2 separate regions of the Homo sapiens genome follow, and region 2 is linked to region 1. A link is a contact called in ENCODE Hi-C or POLR2A ChIA-PET data. All regions are on one chromosome and are shown on one strand. The core of a region is the stretch at or near the end of the contact, and the rest is flanking DNA. Distances in the headings are between cores, read along the strand shown. Region 1 overlaps COLGALT2 (collagen beta(1-O)galactosyltransferase 2). Region 2 has its middle 110 kb from the start of TSEN15.

What was found. Hi-C counts contacts between places; a loop is a spot of excess contacts on that map. ChIA-PET counts read pairs that join two places held with the same protein, here RNA polymerase II (POLR2A). Pooled maps may share reads with other maps.
Region 2: a map of naive thymus-derived CD4-positive, alpha-beta T cell shows a loop between it and region 1 (2.3-fold over the local background). The contact joins two enhancer-like sites. A Hi-C loop is called at or near these places in 1 of 168 maps with a recorded cell type or tissue (naive thymus-derived CD4-positive, alpha-beta T cell), 5 of 37 single-sample maps with no recorded cell type and 14 of 50 pooled maps. POLR2A ChIA-PET finds 5 or more read pairs at or near these places in 2 of 52 experiments (activated CD4-positive, alpha-beta T cell and activated CD4-positive, alpha-beta memory T cell).

What each region holds. Positions count from the first base shown.
Region 1 is chr1:183,953,450-183,961,270 of GRCh38, forward strand. It overlaps COLGALT2 (collagen beta(1-O)galactosyltransferase 2), which reads right to left. Exons shown (of 12, transcript NM_015101.4): 7 at 1,313-1,389. Among named protein-coding and RNA genes, the nearest start is that of COLGALT2, 80 kb to the right of the region's middle. RefSeq lists a silencer at 2,383-2,547. Within about 2 kb of position 3,367, at least 5 of the 41 ENCODE cell types and tissues checked have a DNase peak (open chromatin) inside an H3K27ac peak, as active enhancers do.
Region 2 is chr1:184,154,775-184,162,595 of GRCh38, forward strand. No RefSeq gene overlaps it. Among named protein-coding and RNA genes, the nearest start is that of TSEN15, 110 kb to the left of the region's middle. RefSeq lists enhancers at 2,108-2,763, 6,806-6,885. Within about 2 kb of position 4,662, at least 3 of the 41 ENCODE cell types and tissues checked have a DNase peak (open chromatin) inside an H3K27ac peak, as active enhancers do.

The sequences.
Region 1 (7,821 bases), core at 2,117-4,616:
TTTGTCTTATTTTATTTGCTTTGGTTTGGTCCTCATAGGAATGTTTTTAGGAGGAGAAATGAATCTATGTAAGGACACTTGGGTCCTTTCACCTAGGGAACCGAGAGAGAGCTGTAGGGAAGGAAAGCTACAGTAACATGTGGAAGCTGGTCCACTGTGGGTGTGGGACAACCTTCTCTATAGCCCTGATCATTTTTAAAAACTATTTGCAAATGAGTCTTATTCCTCTCTACTACATGCAGCTCATCTCTTCTCATTCTGCCCTTTGTGGAAATACCATAGTAGCTGTTAACTCTTCCCCACTTAATAATCATGAAATATTCTTTCCCCCTTCCTGAAGTATAGCTCCAAATCAGTCTTACGGAAGAAATCTTAATTCCCAGTTCTAGCGTCAAATCCCTTTGAGAAGGCTGTACTCTGGGGACATGTACATATATGTATGTATATGTTACCATGTGATAAATAAGGCATCTTCCTTCGATTAATCAGTGGCAATTAGCACCAAGCTCGAAGCCTGATCTGTTACATATCCAGAGTCCATGGAAGAGTTCTCAGTTTGTGGACTCCTGAGGCACTGCCCTAGCTTCTAGACCACCAAGCTCCTTCTGAATACTGTTCAGCAGCTACAGGGGACACCCATGAGAGAGTCAGTGATGTGGAGTCACAATCCCTGCCAAGTATCTGTTACGCATATTACCAGGAGGGGAACCTCTTAATATTTCTGCTTCATTCTTTATACAACTAAAACTTAATAATAAATACTACCCTTAGAATATTATTAGGAAGTTCTTGCCTGCTGAAAGGCAGAATTTTAGAACAAATATGTTTTTTTTTCTTTCTTTGTCCTCTCAACCCTGCTCTCTAACCTTTTTCCATGGAAGAATAGTAGAAATAAAAGAAAGCACAGAAAGTTCCAGAATAGTTTCCACTTGCTCAGATGTGGCAGAATAAAATTAAAGTCCTCCATATCTAAAACATGTATCCTCTGTATCTTACTCTTGAATTTTGATAAAAAGGTTGATTAAAAATATCACAATATCTGCTCCTAGAAAATATCAAATTCACTTTCATTACTAAATGGTAATTTCTTTCTAAGTAAATGATTAACTACATTTATCATGATACTCCTTTTTTTAAGATAAGGAAACTGAGAACAACAAAAACCAAGTAGTTTTCCCAAGACCTCAGAGCCATTTCAGCAGCCAAGCCAGTCTTGCTGGCTCTCAGATGCAAGCTCAGGCTTGTGTTCCAAAATGAACACACAAGCCTGCACACGCGTGCATGTGCACACACATATAGACACCTTTCCTACCTCATCAAATCCCATCTTGTCTGGATATTTAGGGACAACTGAGACATACTGGGAGGGTTCCATTGGAGGACGGTCAACTGGAAGACACAAGAAACATGCAGAGTGCTTTGTTAATGAAAGGGTCAGAAATCAGAATTCCATCCGCATGCCTGATCTCTAGGGTTGGAATATAACTTGGAAATACAGGGCAGGGGACAATGGCAGCAGTTCTCCAGGATTGAGTAGCCACACAGGAACCCTGCTGGTCAGGGCACTGGTTTCAGGAGCATTTGATTATATGGAGATTGCAACATTTGCTCCACTTCCCTTAAGACTTATTTCAAGAATATTTGGGAGGCAGTTTAGGATAATGGTTAAGAGGAAGGGCTCCAGAGTCGGATGATCTGGGTCCAAACCTTGGTTTGCGAAGGAGTAGGAGAGTTAGGGGACCTCTTTAAGCTCATTTCTTTGGTGTAAAATTGGGATAATAGAAGTGTATCTGTGTTATAAAATTTAAATGAGACCTGCGTGCAAAGCACTCACCACTTTAACACAGTAAATGCTCAACAACTCTTAGCTATTACTTACTATGGCCCATGATGAAAGAGCTCAGAAATAGGCTAGAATTTTTACTGAAAAACACTTTTTTCTCTGCATTTAAAATTGTCAAAGTGGGGGACTATTTTTATCCCACCTGGGCAGGTTTAGGTGTGGGTGCGCAAAAGGTCCATTGCTTTAACAGGATCTAACCACAGAGAGCTGGCCCATGTCTAATGGGAAGATTCCAGCTGGGAGTGACACTACTTCTTCAATAATGAAAGTTTTATTTATTTGATACTCTAAAAAAGCTTCCTTTGCAAACTATGTATTTTAAAGTTTGGAAGTAATATTGGTTAAGAAACCTGAAAAGGCCTTGAAGAATGTTTAGTATTATAAAAATTCAAAGTCCTCGAAGAATGTTTAGTATTATACAAATTCAAAGTCCTCATTTGATTTTCCTTAAAGGGATAATACAAAGAAAATTTAAAATGATAGCTGGTAACTGGGTTGTTGAAAGAACTATGGGTAATGGCCATGACTACTGTAACGTATCTGTTCACCTCTATTCCAGGCACAGGAGAGGAATACACTCTCTTGCCCTTGAAGTTACTCAGGGCTATATGACTTTCTGGGGAAAGTTTATAGTGTGGTGCTGCTGCTCCACTCTCCAAGGGCTCCCCCGACACTGCCCTTGGTCCCACCACTGTGCTCATAGCGGCATGTGTGGATATGGATAGCAGATGTGAATTGGAAGCAGCCTGGAACATTGCATCAACACATGAAGGGCAGCTCCCAGGAAAGACACCTGCTCTGCAGACTTGGATAGCAAGAAATAAGCCATTGTTGTATGAAGCCAATCAGATTTTTATATTCCAGCATAACTTTGCCCATCCTGAGATACTGTCCAAAGGGTATGATCTGTTTAACTTCACTGAAATATTATAGAGAAATCCTGACATCCAATTTTACTTATTGGCGAATGATGTGAAATTCTAGAACGTAGTGAGACAGAGTTCTTAGGCCAAACACAAGAGCTGGTCTCATTACTTCAAACTTGACACTTACAGTCATATTTCTGTGCATATGCAGTGCATGTCTTTGTCTTCCCAATAGCAGCCGAGAATATTCTGGTCCTTTCTGCTCCACTCCACTCCTTATTAGTTTCTTTTAAAATCAATAGGGAGGGTCCACCAGGTACACGGTTAGGTTTTTAAGAGAAAGAAGCTTAATGTACCAGCTTCCTCCTGTTCATGATATTGTCTGAGGAGCTGTCTCACTCTCCCTCCTGGGGCCTGAGACTTGGGAAGATGTTATATTTTGAGTTACCCATTCTAGGCTGCTGGTCTCCTTTGGACTCACATGGCCTGTGTGGCTTTAACATTTCAGCCAAAGAGACTGCTTTTAGCCACTTTGTTTCCATCAAACATAGGCAGTCATTGCATTCACAGGACAAGTGTTGCAAAAAAAAAGCCACAAGTGGTTGGCTCCCGAAAGTCATCACTGAGCAAAAATATCAGAGAAGTGTGCTTGGGTTTTGCCACTGAAGGCAGCAGTAAGCCACAGAGGAAAACAGGAAGTGATACAGTGAGTCAGACCTAAGAAACTTAGTCTGTGGGGAGAAGGATGTATCTTTGCTGACAACAGACTTGAAGGTTAGGTATATCCTGGCTTCTGTTTGTAGTCATTTCTGACTCCATCTTTCATAATTGATCTGGTCTCTCATTAAATCCCTTCCTGGAAATAATCCTTCCCTGTACTGCCACTTGGGACAATGGGCTTCATTGCTTTCGGGATAGTTTCAAGATCTAATGTGAATAATTACAGCCATTGTTACAGAGGTCTTATCACTCACAGAACCCAGAGTTCTGTGAGTGATATATATATATGTCACATATATACTTGACATATATAATCACATATATTTAATGTTCACATGTACCATGGGATATGTATGAGTGTCTCTATTTTTATAGACAAGGAAACAAACATTAAATAACTTGCCCAAGATCACAGAGCTGATAGAGCTGGTATTTGAACCTAGGTCCTACTCCTTTACCGGAGCTCTTAATTCCCATTCCACATCATCCCCAGAGCTAGTCCTTGGTGGCCACTGGTATTAGCCAACCAGGCAACTGGGCTGGGTCCAGAGTAGCTCATTTAAGCCCAGTCATGTCTGGAATAGTACATGATAGATTGTACTTGGATCAAATCCTACCGCTTCTTCTCTATAATTTCTCCTGAACTTCTTCCATTGTTGCAGCCTAGCTTGGGTCCTTACCCACTATGCCTGGGCTGTTTTTGATTTTTTTCAAACACTTACATGCTCTCAGTCTTTCCTATTCTAATTAATCATGCTCACTGTTGTCAAAATAATCTTCCGCCGCACAGCTCTGTTCTCAACTGTAACAGTCACACTCAACACTATATTTAAGGGCTTAACAGGTTGCTAGGTGTTTTCATAGTCACCATGTAATTTTATCTTCACTTTTTTGTGGTGGTTTTTTTTTTTTTTTTTTTTTTACAAATAAAGAAACTGAGACCAAGCCAGATGTAGACTTGTCCAAGGTCAAATACTGAGTGATTGGCAGAGCTGGAACTCAGTTTTAGACATAACTTCAAGTCCAATTATCTTAATAATTTTTACATGATGTACTGTTGTCTCAAAATGTCAATACTGAGAGCAGGTACCTGAGACTTCCTATCACCTTATGCTGTAATTTGCAAGAGTAATCTCCTCATGCTTTATAGACCATTTAAATCTAACATCTTTATAAGATCTGGCCTCCTGTCATTCATCTCCCGAAGGCAGCACATCCCCAAATTCTCTGTGCAGCTTCTAATGTACTAAATGAGTTATCACATGAAAAGAGATGGGCACAGTGCTTTTAATAAGTGTTAGTCATTGTCGTCATAACCCTTCTCCCACCTCACTCAAATTCTTCAACTCTGATTTCTAAAACTCCAGTCTACAATTCAGAAATTCCCTGACCATCCCCTTCACAAGATTTTCAATTCTCGTCCACTGATGCCTGATAAAACCCTAATCCTGGTTAAACCCATTGCCCACTTACTCAGCACCAAGAGGACTACTGGGAGAAACATACACAATTGTGTTGACTGAGTCACTTCAAAGCTACAATCACAGATGTCAAATTGGCACTTGACACCACCAAATGATGTAAGTGTCCTTTCATAGTAAATTTATTTTCCCACTCTTTGAGAGATTGTATCTTTTGTCTTCTCTCTCCTAAAATCTCCAAAATCTCTGTCTAGCTCATGACTGACTGGCCTATATACTTCAGAAAGAAAATATTCAAAATCAAATTAGATCTACCTTTTCAATCCACCTCAAGTCCACAAACCAAACTGCATGTGTATCAATACATTCTGCCATCCCATCTGCCACAGTAGATGAAGTTTCTATCTAGTATAGCCTCTGCAATATTGTTCTGGGCTGCAACCCAGGACAAAAACCCTCTTGTTTTCACCTTATAATTACCTTCTCTTTTACATCATCAAGATCTCCTTATATACTGGATCCTTGTGACTGGCATAAAACATACTGTTATATTTCTATTTTTTTAAAAAAACAGTACAAACAACCTAACCAGAAAAACCTTTCCCTTGACCTCTTACCCCCAACAGCCTCCATCGGATTTCTCCATTTCCCCATCCCATCAAGATTCAGCTTTCTCATCTCCCCATTGGCTTCTCTTCAGTCCACTTGAATGGATTTGTGTTCTCATCATTGCACTGAAGTGGCCCATGTCAAGGTCATCACAGACCTCTCTCTTGACAGAACCAATGACCAATTCTTTATCCTTATTTTCCTTGGCTTCTCAGCAGCATCTTGGCTCCGTCTTGAAACACTTCTCAATTTTTCCTCCTAGCTCTCTGGCTGTTTTGTCTTCCCCAGGGATCTGTCCTCTTCTCATCCTGTGTTCTTTTACTACATGAGTTCAGACTGTTCCACAGCTTCAAATATCCTTCTGATGCTGATGATTCTCAAATATCTGTCTCTAGCTGGAGTTTCTTCCCTGAACTCCAGACTTATATATCCAACTATCTTCTGCCTTTCTATTTAGATGCCTATTAAATATCTTAAACTTACGTGACCAAAACTAGCTCCCCAACCCCCAGTCTTTTTCTATAAAGTCTTTCCCATCTCAGTAAATGGCATATCAGGCTAAAATCTTGGACTCATCTTGATTCCTTTCTTTCCTTCATGGACTGCATTCAGGTCTCTGTAAGTCCTGTTGCTCCACCACCAAAATATATCCTCAACCTGTCTGTTTCTCATCAACTCCTTGCTAGAGCTCACATCCCAATCACCATCATGTCCCACCAGGAGAGAGGTACTGGTCCCCTACAATCTAGTATCCTCACCACAGCCCAAATGATCCTTCTAAATGCACAAGTCACTTCAGGCCATGCCCCCTCTGCCCCACCCCATCTTCCACGGATTCCCATTACTCTTGGAGTAAAATCTAAATTCCTTACCATGGCCAGAATGTTCGGTGTGATCTGGACATTTCTTCTTCCATTACTTCATCTCCCTTGACCCAACTCATTCTTTATGCCCCAATCATGCTGGCCTTTTGTCCCTGGAACACCCCCAAGCTTTTCCTGTCTAACAGTCTTTACATGTGCTGTTCTTTCCACTTGAGACATTCTTCACCCAAATATTCATATGGCTGCTTCCCAGATATATTGTCTATTGTCTAACTCTCTGTGTTAGAATATAAGTTCCCTGATGGCAGGGCTTCTGCCTGTTTTGTTCACTGCTTTATGCCCAGCATCTTGAACAATCTGCGGGGTACAGTATGTGTTGAATAAATCCTTACAGCCTGATTATCTCTTCTAACACCTTCATTGGCTCCTTAAGATAGGAATTCTTCTTTAGCTGAAGAAGAATTCAAGGACTACAACAATGAAGCCACTCCACCCTCTCGAACTTTATTTCTGCCTACTGTTTTAAGTCAGCTCTCCTTCAGCATGAGAATACTTCGTCTTTTCTTGGTCTGTTTCCTCTGCCTGTAGTGTCCTCACCATACCACTCTTCTTGTTTAAATTTTACACTTGTACCCAAGCTTAGCCTAAGAACGATTAGGACTTGAGGCTCTCCTGGATCACACAGGCCATAGCAATCTCTCTCTATCCCAAATTCCTATTTCTTTGATATTTTCTCCTTTCTCAAAATGCTATACTGTGTTGTTAGTGTTTTTTTAACATCTGTCTGTTTCTCCTATTAAATCATACATACCTGAAAACAGAGAATTGATCATAAAATGTTTTGAATCCCTAGTACCTTCAGAGAAGACGCATACATTACAGGCATTCTATGTTTGCTCATGAACAAAATGCATATACTAATGCAAGCTTGTTCAACCATGGCCCGCAGGCCACATGTGGCCCAGGATTGCTCTGAATGTGACCCAATACAAATTTGTAAACTTTCTTAAAACGCTATGTGATTCTTTTTGTGATTTTTTTTTTAGCTCATCAGCTATTGTTGTGTTAGTATATTTTATGTGTGGCCCAAGACAATCTTTCTTCTTCCAGTGTGGCCCAGGGAAGTCAAAATATTGGACACCCCGTTCCTATTCTTCAATCAGTATAGTCTAACAACACTATTAGCAGCCATTTATTTACTGCTTATTGGGTTCTAGGCACTATGCAAAGTGTTTTTAACACCTAGTTAATCTTTTATTAGAGAAGGATACTTGACTGATAGGATTTTGTCATTACCAACTTTTTATCAATCTTACACGGACTTCTAGGCCATATTTCTTCATTATACACCTCAAAATTTTATTTTTCCAACATTTTCTTACTCCTATTGTGTTCTATATTTTTAGAATTCAGGACAGAAGGTAAGTATAAGAATGAAATAAAATGCGATATGTAAAGTGCTTAGCACTAGAGGTGGCATGTGTTGGGAGATCAATGATGAAAGCTATAATTTACAGGTTCTTCTCAAATGAACTCTA
Region 2 (7,821 bases), core at 3,412-5,911, 200 kb after region 1:
CCCATGTATAGATAAACAAAAATAAGAAAATAAAAATACACTATTCCCACCATCCAGAGCATACCACTGTTAATATCCTATTGTACATCCTTCCAAAATTTTTAGGCATGCATATATATGCAGACATATCTTTTTTTTACAAACTGAGAAAAATACCGTTTTATGAATTGTTACATACTGTTTTTATAAAACTTTCCATGTCAATATATGTCACTATATTTTACCTAATATCCAGTCTATATCTGATGATCTAAATCATTCCCGAAACGTCTTTTGTAGTTCGTTTGTCCAATCAGGAACCAATTCAGGCCTACACATTGCATGGATATTTCTTAAGCCCTTTTCCAAGCATAAACATGACATTAGGCTTGTTAAATGAATTTGGCCATTTAGCCTAAGGAACAACCCATTTTCTGGATTTGACAAGCTGCTTTCTTGTGGGTTCATTTAGCTTGTTTCTCTGACCTTCTTATTTCTTATAAACTGAAAGTCAAATGTGGCCAGGCGTGGTGGCTCTTGCCTGTAATCCCAGCACTTTAGGGAGCTGAGGCAGGAGGATCACTTGAGCCCAGGAGATCGAGACCAGCCTGGTCAATATAGTGAGACCTCATCTCTTAAACAACAAAACAAAAGAGAAAGTAAAAGGCAAAAGCATGGTGGATTCAATTTAAACCTTGTTAGCTAGATTATATCATAGGAGATATGTACTTCTTATTGTATTTTGTCATGATATATATATTTTCTGGTTCGCCCACTGTTAGAGATTCTAGTAGTGACCAGTGAATTAAGGCAAACAACAATTTTCTTCTTCCAAGAAACATTATGTTTTCCCTCCTGTGACTACAAGGTAATCTGTGTGGTGTTATCTGGGCAATGCACAAATGTTCAGTTCCCCCTCAACAATGTGCTAATGCTTTAATACCAGTTTATACTTGTTGCTGAAGTCAATACTTTTAATAAGGCATTTGTAACCACCCACTGGGTTCATTTTTCATGGTGCCCAGATAGAGCCAATTTATCAAGATAGGGGAATTGCAATAGAAAAAGAGTTAAATACACTTCAAGCTTGCTAAATGGAAGACTGCAGTTTTATTATTACTCAAATCAGCCAGCCCAAAAATTCAGAGGCTAGAGGTTTTTAAAGATATTTTGGTGAACAAGGGGCTAGGGAATGGGGAATGCTGGTTGGTTGGGTTGAGGATGAAATTATAGGGAGTTGAAGCTGTCTTCTTGCACTGAGTCAATTCCTGGGTAGAGGCCACAGGACCAGATCTGCCAGTTTACCAGTCTGGGTGGTGCCAGCTTATCCATCAGAATTCAGGGTCTGAAAAATATCTCAAGCACCAATCTTAGGTTCTACAATATTATCTATAGGATACAACATTATCTATAGGAGAGCAACTGGGGAGGTTAGGAATCTTGTGGCCTCTGGCTGCATGGCTTCTAAACCATAATTTCTAATCTTGTGATTAATTTGTTAGTCCCACAAAGGCTGTCTTGTCCCCAGGCAAGAAGGAGGTTTGTTTTGGGAAAGGGCTGTTGTCATCTTTTTAGTTTTAATAGTTCTAAACTATAAACTAAATGCCTCCCAAAGTTAGTTTTGCCTATGCCCAGGAATGAACAAGGGCAGCTTGAAGGTTAAAGGCAAGATGGAGTTGGTTAGGTCCCTTTCAATGTCATCAATTTCTCACTGTTAGAATTTTTCCAAAGGTGGTTTCAGTTTAGAGCAATTTTCAGCCAGAGTTTCTGGTTTAAGAATATTTTTATAAAAGAGCTATTTACTCAGGTATGGGCAGGGCTAAGGCAACCATCTAGGGATCATGAAGTTCCCAGGGGCTAGTGTCAGTGGGCGGCTATCGCCAGCCCTCATCTGAGGGGGCAGGAGAAAGGAATGTTCCTCCTGGTGCCTGGGGCTAGCTACAACCCTGGGACAGGAGCTGCCCAACAGAAGCTGTGGCTGTTAACAGAGGAATTCAGTTATAACCCAAATCATGACCAGGCAGGGCACTTTAATGAAGTAAAACTTTTCTGATGACTGTTTTCTGTTTCTTGCGTGAAAGACAATTGCAGGACAGGGGAGATTATACATCAGGTATTGGAGACAACTACAATATGCCCTTTTAATGTCTGTCTGTGGACCAAGTTTACTGTTTGCATTTGTAGCCATGGGAAAGAACAGGGGAAACAAGGTGGACACAACTCTCAGGGGAAAATTGGCCCCTGGTTGCCAAAGCACAGGTGGGGGTAGTGTGATGTGATGACGTTTGCAATGGATAATTTGTATTAGTTAACAGCTCTGGGTCAAAGCTGTTTTGTCTCCATGCAAGAAGTAATGAAAAAAAAAACAATGTTAGTTCCAAGGAAACATATCCTCATCCGTGAATAATTATTTGCTTTGACTCCAGGACACCTTTCATTTAAAGGTGTAAAGGCACAGAGAGGGGGAAGTGAATAATCACTAACTAACCTTTTATCACCATAGGAGAGGACATGCTCCTGGTGCTAACTATTATGAAACTTCAAAGGGAGTGATTGTCAGGTGCCCATAGTTCAGATTATTTTCCTCAGCATGGGAATAAAACACTGCTGCTTCTCACTCACTACAGGTAAAATAAATAGAACTGATAATGTGTATTATATAATTCTACCAAGCCTTGGAGCCAGAAAACACATTGGTTTCCTCTGTCTCTGGGGAAGGGTTTCTTATTACATTTTCTTCTAGTTGACAAGCAATTTGGGAGTATCCCTCAATTACATGGGATGCCCCAGTGTGGGACTGAGAAGAAGATTAGATTGTAGGCTGCTCTATTACTTACTAACTGGGTGGTCTTGAGTATGTTATTTAATCTTCCCAAACCACTGTTTACATCCATAAAACAGTGATAATCTTCATTCCCCTGGCTACAGGAGAACGAGCTTTGATGAGGCAAAGTGGATAAGAATGGGTTCTGGAGTCAGAAAGAGTTCAAAATCTAGGTTATGCTTCTTACCGATTGAGTGAAATGGGGCAAAGTCACCTAACCTCTAAGCCTTAGTTTCTCCATCTGTAAAATAAAGTAATAGAAATAGAAACAAAACAGAAACACAAGATAGAAACAATGTTGTATTATTTTAAAGATTAAATGCTAAAAAACACTTAACACAGTGCTGGCAATAAATAAGCACTCAATAGTTTGCTATTATTATCAGCTGCCCTGTGGTAGACAGAATTCTAAAACAGCCCCTATATTCCTACTCGTGATGCACATGCCCTGTATAGTTCTATTCAGTGTGAATGGAACCTGTGAATATAATGACATATTACTCTTGTGAGGAAAATTATCTTGGGTTGACTTGACCTTTCAGGTGAGTCTTTCTTCTTCTTCTTTTTTTTTTTTTTTTTTTGAGACGGAATCTCACTCTGTTTCCCAGGCTGGAGTACAGTGGTCTGCAACCTCTGCCTCTCGGGTTCAAGTGATTCTCCTGCCTCAGCCTCCTGAGTAGCTGGGATTACAGGCACCTGCCACCATGCCCGGCTAATTTTTGTATTCTTTGTAGAGATGAGGTTTCACCATGTTGGTCAGGCTGGTCTGGAACTCCTGACCTCAGATGATCCACCTGCCTCAGCCTCCCAAAGTGCTGGGATTACGGCGTAAGCCACTGCGTCCAGCCTCAGGTGAGTCTTTTAAAAGCAGAGAGCTTTCTTCACTTGGTGCTGGGAAGAAGTCAGAGAGGTGCACTCTCACTAGCCTGGAGAAAATCAAACATCCCTGCCATGGCAGCCTATGGGGACTACGTGGCATGGAATGTCAGTGGTCTCTGTGAGCCGAGCATAGTCCCCAGCAGGCAGCTAGCAGGCAAAGGGGAACTCATTCCTACAACCCCAAATAATTGAATTTTGCCAATAACCTGAATGAGCTTGGTAGAGGACCTCCAGTCTCAGATAAGAACTACAGCATAGCTGATATCTTGATTGCAGCCTTGTGAGACCCTGAGCGGAGGAGTCAGCTAACCTGTGCTCAGACTCCTGATCCACGGAACTGGAAGGTAATAAATGTCTTGTTTTAATTCACTGTAGGTGGTAATTTGTTTGAAGCAATAGAAGACTAATACACTATTCAGAGTTAATCAACATTGTTTCTGTGGCTCTTGCTGGGTCCATTTCTGTTCCTAATTGCTGTTGTCTAATGCAATACTTGGTTGCATAAATCATGACAGTGCAAGAATGACAAGAGGTGCTGTTCTCCAACACAACCCCTTTAGATTGTCAATACTCTGTCCGACTGTCTTCTCCTGCTAATGGGCTGGTGATGATCATGGGGGAGGAGAGGTTTATAGACCTTTGTGGCTTCAGAAAGGAATAAAAATATCGTCGGGGCTGAGTCTTTCCTGGAAGATGCAACTCGTTATGCAAAAGCCCTTTCTTCATAGTTGTTTCCTGTTTGACACTACAAATCTCTCAATTTCAAAGGGCTTATATGAACTTCAGGCCAAACTTAGCCAGATGATCTGTTGAATAGCTTTAGGTCTTCACTGAGCTTGCAGTATATTGGAAAAAGGAGACATCAAACAAGTAATTGCACAAACCCAGAATTATCAACTGCATTGTGTGCCTTAAACAGAAAGCACAGACTCTCAGAGAAACTTGAGCCTGTGGATTCAGGGGAAACTTTTCTGCATAAGAATGGAAGGATGAGTAGGAGTTGACTAGGCCGAGGGATGATTAAGAGTACATCTCCCAGGAAGAGGGGATGGCTTGTGAAAAGGCCCTGAGGCAGGAAGAGGCATGACTATTTCAGGAAACCTGAAGACTGGAGAACGAGCAAAGAGAGTGAGGAGAAGAGACTGTGGGGCCATGCTAAGGATTTTGGTCTCTCCGGTTTGCCCTTTCAGAAAATCATCCAGGTTGCAATGGAGAAAAAGAAATTGTAGGGAGCAAGGACTGATGGCAGGAATACTAGTTAGGAGGTAATTGCAACCATGCAGACAGGAGCTCATGGCAGCTATGACTAGGATCATGGTGGTGGAGACGGAGAGAAGTTATATAGATCAAGCAGATATAATGTTTTATTTTTGCTTTTACCAATTTTTTTAAAATTGAGGAAAACATTTTCTCATCACTTCTACTATTCTGTGGAGAATTCACATTCATTCACATATTTATTCAACAAATACGTACTGTGTGTCTTTTATGTGCCAGATACCATTTTGGGCATAGGAATATAATCTTGAATAAAATAGTCAAAAAATCTCTGCTCCCAAGGAGTTTACAAGGGAGTTAGACAACAAACAAGGAAAAAAATATATATATATGTGACAGCAATAAATGCTGAAAAGAAAGTTGAAAGTTGACAAGGGGGAATATTAAGTGTTCAAAGAAGGTTGCATTATATGTTATGTCCTGACAAGATCTCACTAAGATGATGACATTTGAGAAAAGATTTGAAGTTGGTTAGGGATCAAGGCATGCAGCTATTGGAGGTAGGAAGACTGAGAGGAAGTATTCTAGTCAGAGGGAACAGCCAGTGCAAAGACTCTGAGGTAGAGAGGTGACTGGCATTTTCCAGAAGGCTGGAGAATAATGGGCAAAGTAACGCATCAGTCATCAATTTCGCAATAATGCTGAGTAACAAGCAAACTCAAAATTTCAGTGGTATACAGTAATAAGCATTTAGGTTTTCCCCTCAGTCTCAAGATCAGCTAGATGGTTTTGCTGATCTGAGCTGATCTTGGTGGGGCTTACTCATGCTTTCACAGTCAGCTGCAAGCCAGCACAGCTTTGCTGATCTTATCTGAGCTCTCTTACATATCTGAGAGTTTTGACAAGATGACTGGGTTGATTTAGGTCTGCTTCCATATCTCTGTTTCTCATATCCTCCAGTAGCAAAAGAGAGTCAGAGAGAGAAAGGGAGGGAGAGAGGCTAGAGAGAGAGAGAGAGAGAGAGAGAGAACACACATAAGCCCTCTTAAGGCCTAAGTTCAGAATGGAGACTGTCACTTCTGCCACATTCTATTGGCCAAAGCAATTGATAAGACAAGTTTAGTTTCAAGGGATGGAGAAATAAACTCCACTTCATAGGAAGAGCTTCAGAGTCACATTGCAAAAGGTGTGAATATAGTGAAGGGTGGAGAATTAGGACCAGATTTGCCATCAGTCTGCCACATTGAGTTAGTAGGAGATACAGTCAGAGAGATAATGGGGATCTAGAAAATGTGGGGCCTTGTAGGCCAGGGTAAGACCTTTGGCTTTTACTCTAAGATGAGAAGCCATTGGAGAGTTTCCAGGAGAGGAGCAACACAATCCTACTCTATTTTAATGAAATCACCCTGGCTGTCAGATTACGAATAGACTGAAGTGGGGCAGGAGACCAGTGAAAAAGACATTCCAGTGATCCAGGCAAGAAATGAGGGTGGCTGGGCCAGGAAACATAGTTAATAGAAGTGCTGAAAACTAGTCAGATTCTAGACATATTTTGAAGGTGGAGTTGTCAGGATTTGCTTACAATGCAAATGTAGGATGTTAGAGTAAAAGAGGAGAAATTTTGGAAAGAGCAACTAGAAAAGCTGTGTTGCAATGTACTGAGATGATTAAAGCTATGGGAGGAGGAGGCTGCAGGGGGAAATATTCTTGAAAAATCCCCAACTACTTGCCAGTTTTTTACTATCTTTGAATGCCATCAACTTGACAGGAAGATTTGACTGAAGTCAGCCAGGGACTCTCCCACAGTCCTTTCTACCAGCTTAGACTTGGGTTCTCACAGATCCAGAGATAACCTCCACTGTAACATACTGCGCAGCCTGCTTCATGTGTACAGCCAGCATCCTTGTCATTAGCTGTGACATCAGCTCCGACTGGTTGCAGCACCCACTCTTGTTTCATCATCCATTCTGATTGGTCAGAACCTTATTTAATTATTGTTCTCCATAGCAGAGCCAAAAGAAACACAATGTGAATGGAAGTGCCCCTCTTTCTAAAAGGCAAAGACCACGTCTTATCCAACTTTGCACTTCTAGATAAAAGAAAGTGAATAAGTCTACTTAGATTCTCTCCATTCATAGCAAAAGCATCTCAAGTTGCATACTCTACTAAGGACTGATGTAACATTTTTTTACTCTGAAGAAAAGGTGCATTGAAAGATAAAAATGATTCCAGGCATGATTATTATAATTCACCAAATATTCTGTGCAGAATTTTTAAAAAATCCCTGTATTTGAATAGGTAAGGTAAAAGTTAACTATTGAAAAGGAGGAATATTTGTGTTCCTTTTGACTCCTTAAATTCTCATCTTGGCTCATGGAGGAGGGGATTGACACCAAAATTTCAGTCCTATCTTAACATGAGAGGAAGTGCAGGGAGGGAGGCTCTGTTACAGTAGGTAGCTAGTCAGACATAAGCATGGCAGGAAAGGACTCCCCTTGCCCCACCAGGAAAGTCAGGCGACCATCAGGTGATGGTTAGGTGGTTGTTACAATATTTCTCTAAACATAACATTAATAATTGGTTGTAGCCAGCCCAGGGAAAGGCAGTCTCCCAATAGATAGAAAACACCTGAAACCGGTGATCAGCAGCTTCCTGATAAGATATCAGGAGTTGGGCGGGTAGGCTCTAGCATGTGCACTAAGGCAAAATGGCGCAACTTAACTGGTATATGACCTTCTAAGGACATGCAACTGGTAAGGGAAGAACGCCTCAAGTGAGCATGTGTACAACTCCAGTACAAACACTGCGCATGCTCCCCTCCCAGATGCTAGCAGGCTGTTGCACATACGGACAGCCCCTCCCAAGGGAAGAATCCGGGAGAAGGAATGCAAGACCCTGGGAGCATGCCAACATATAAAACC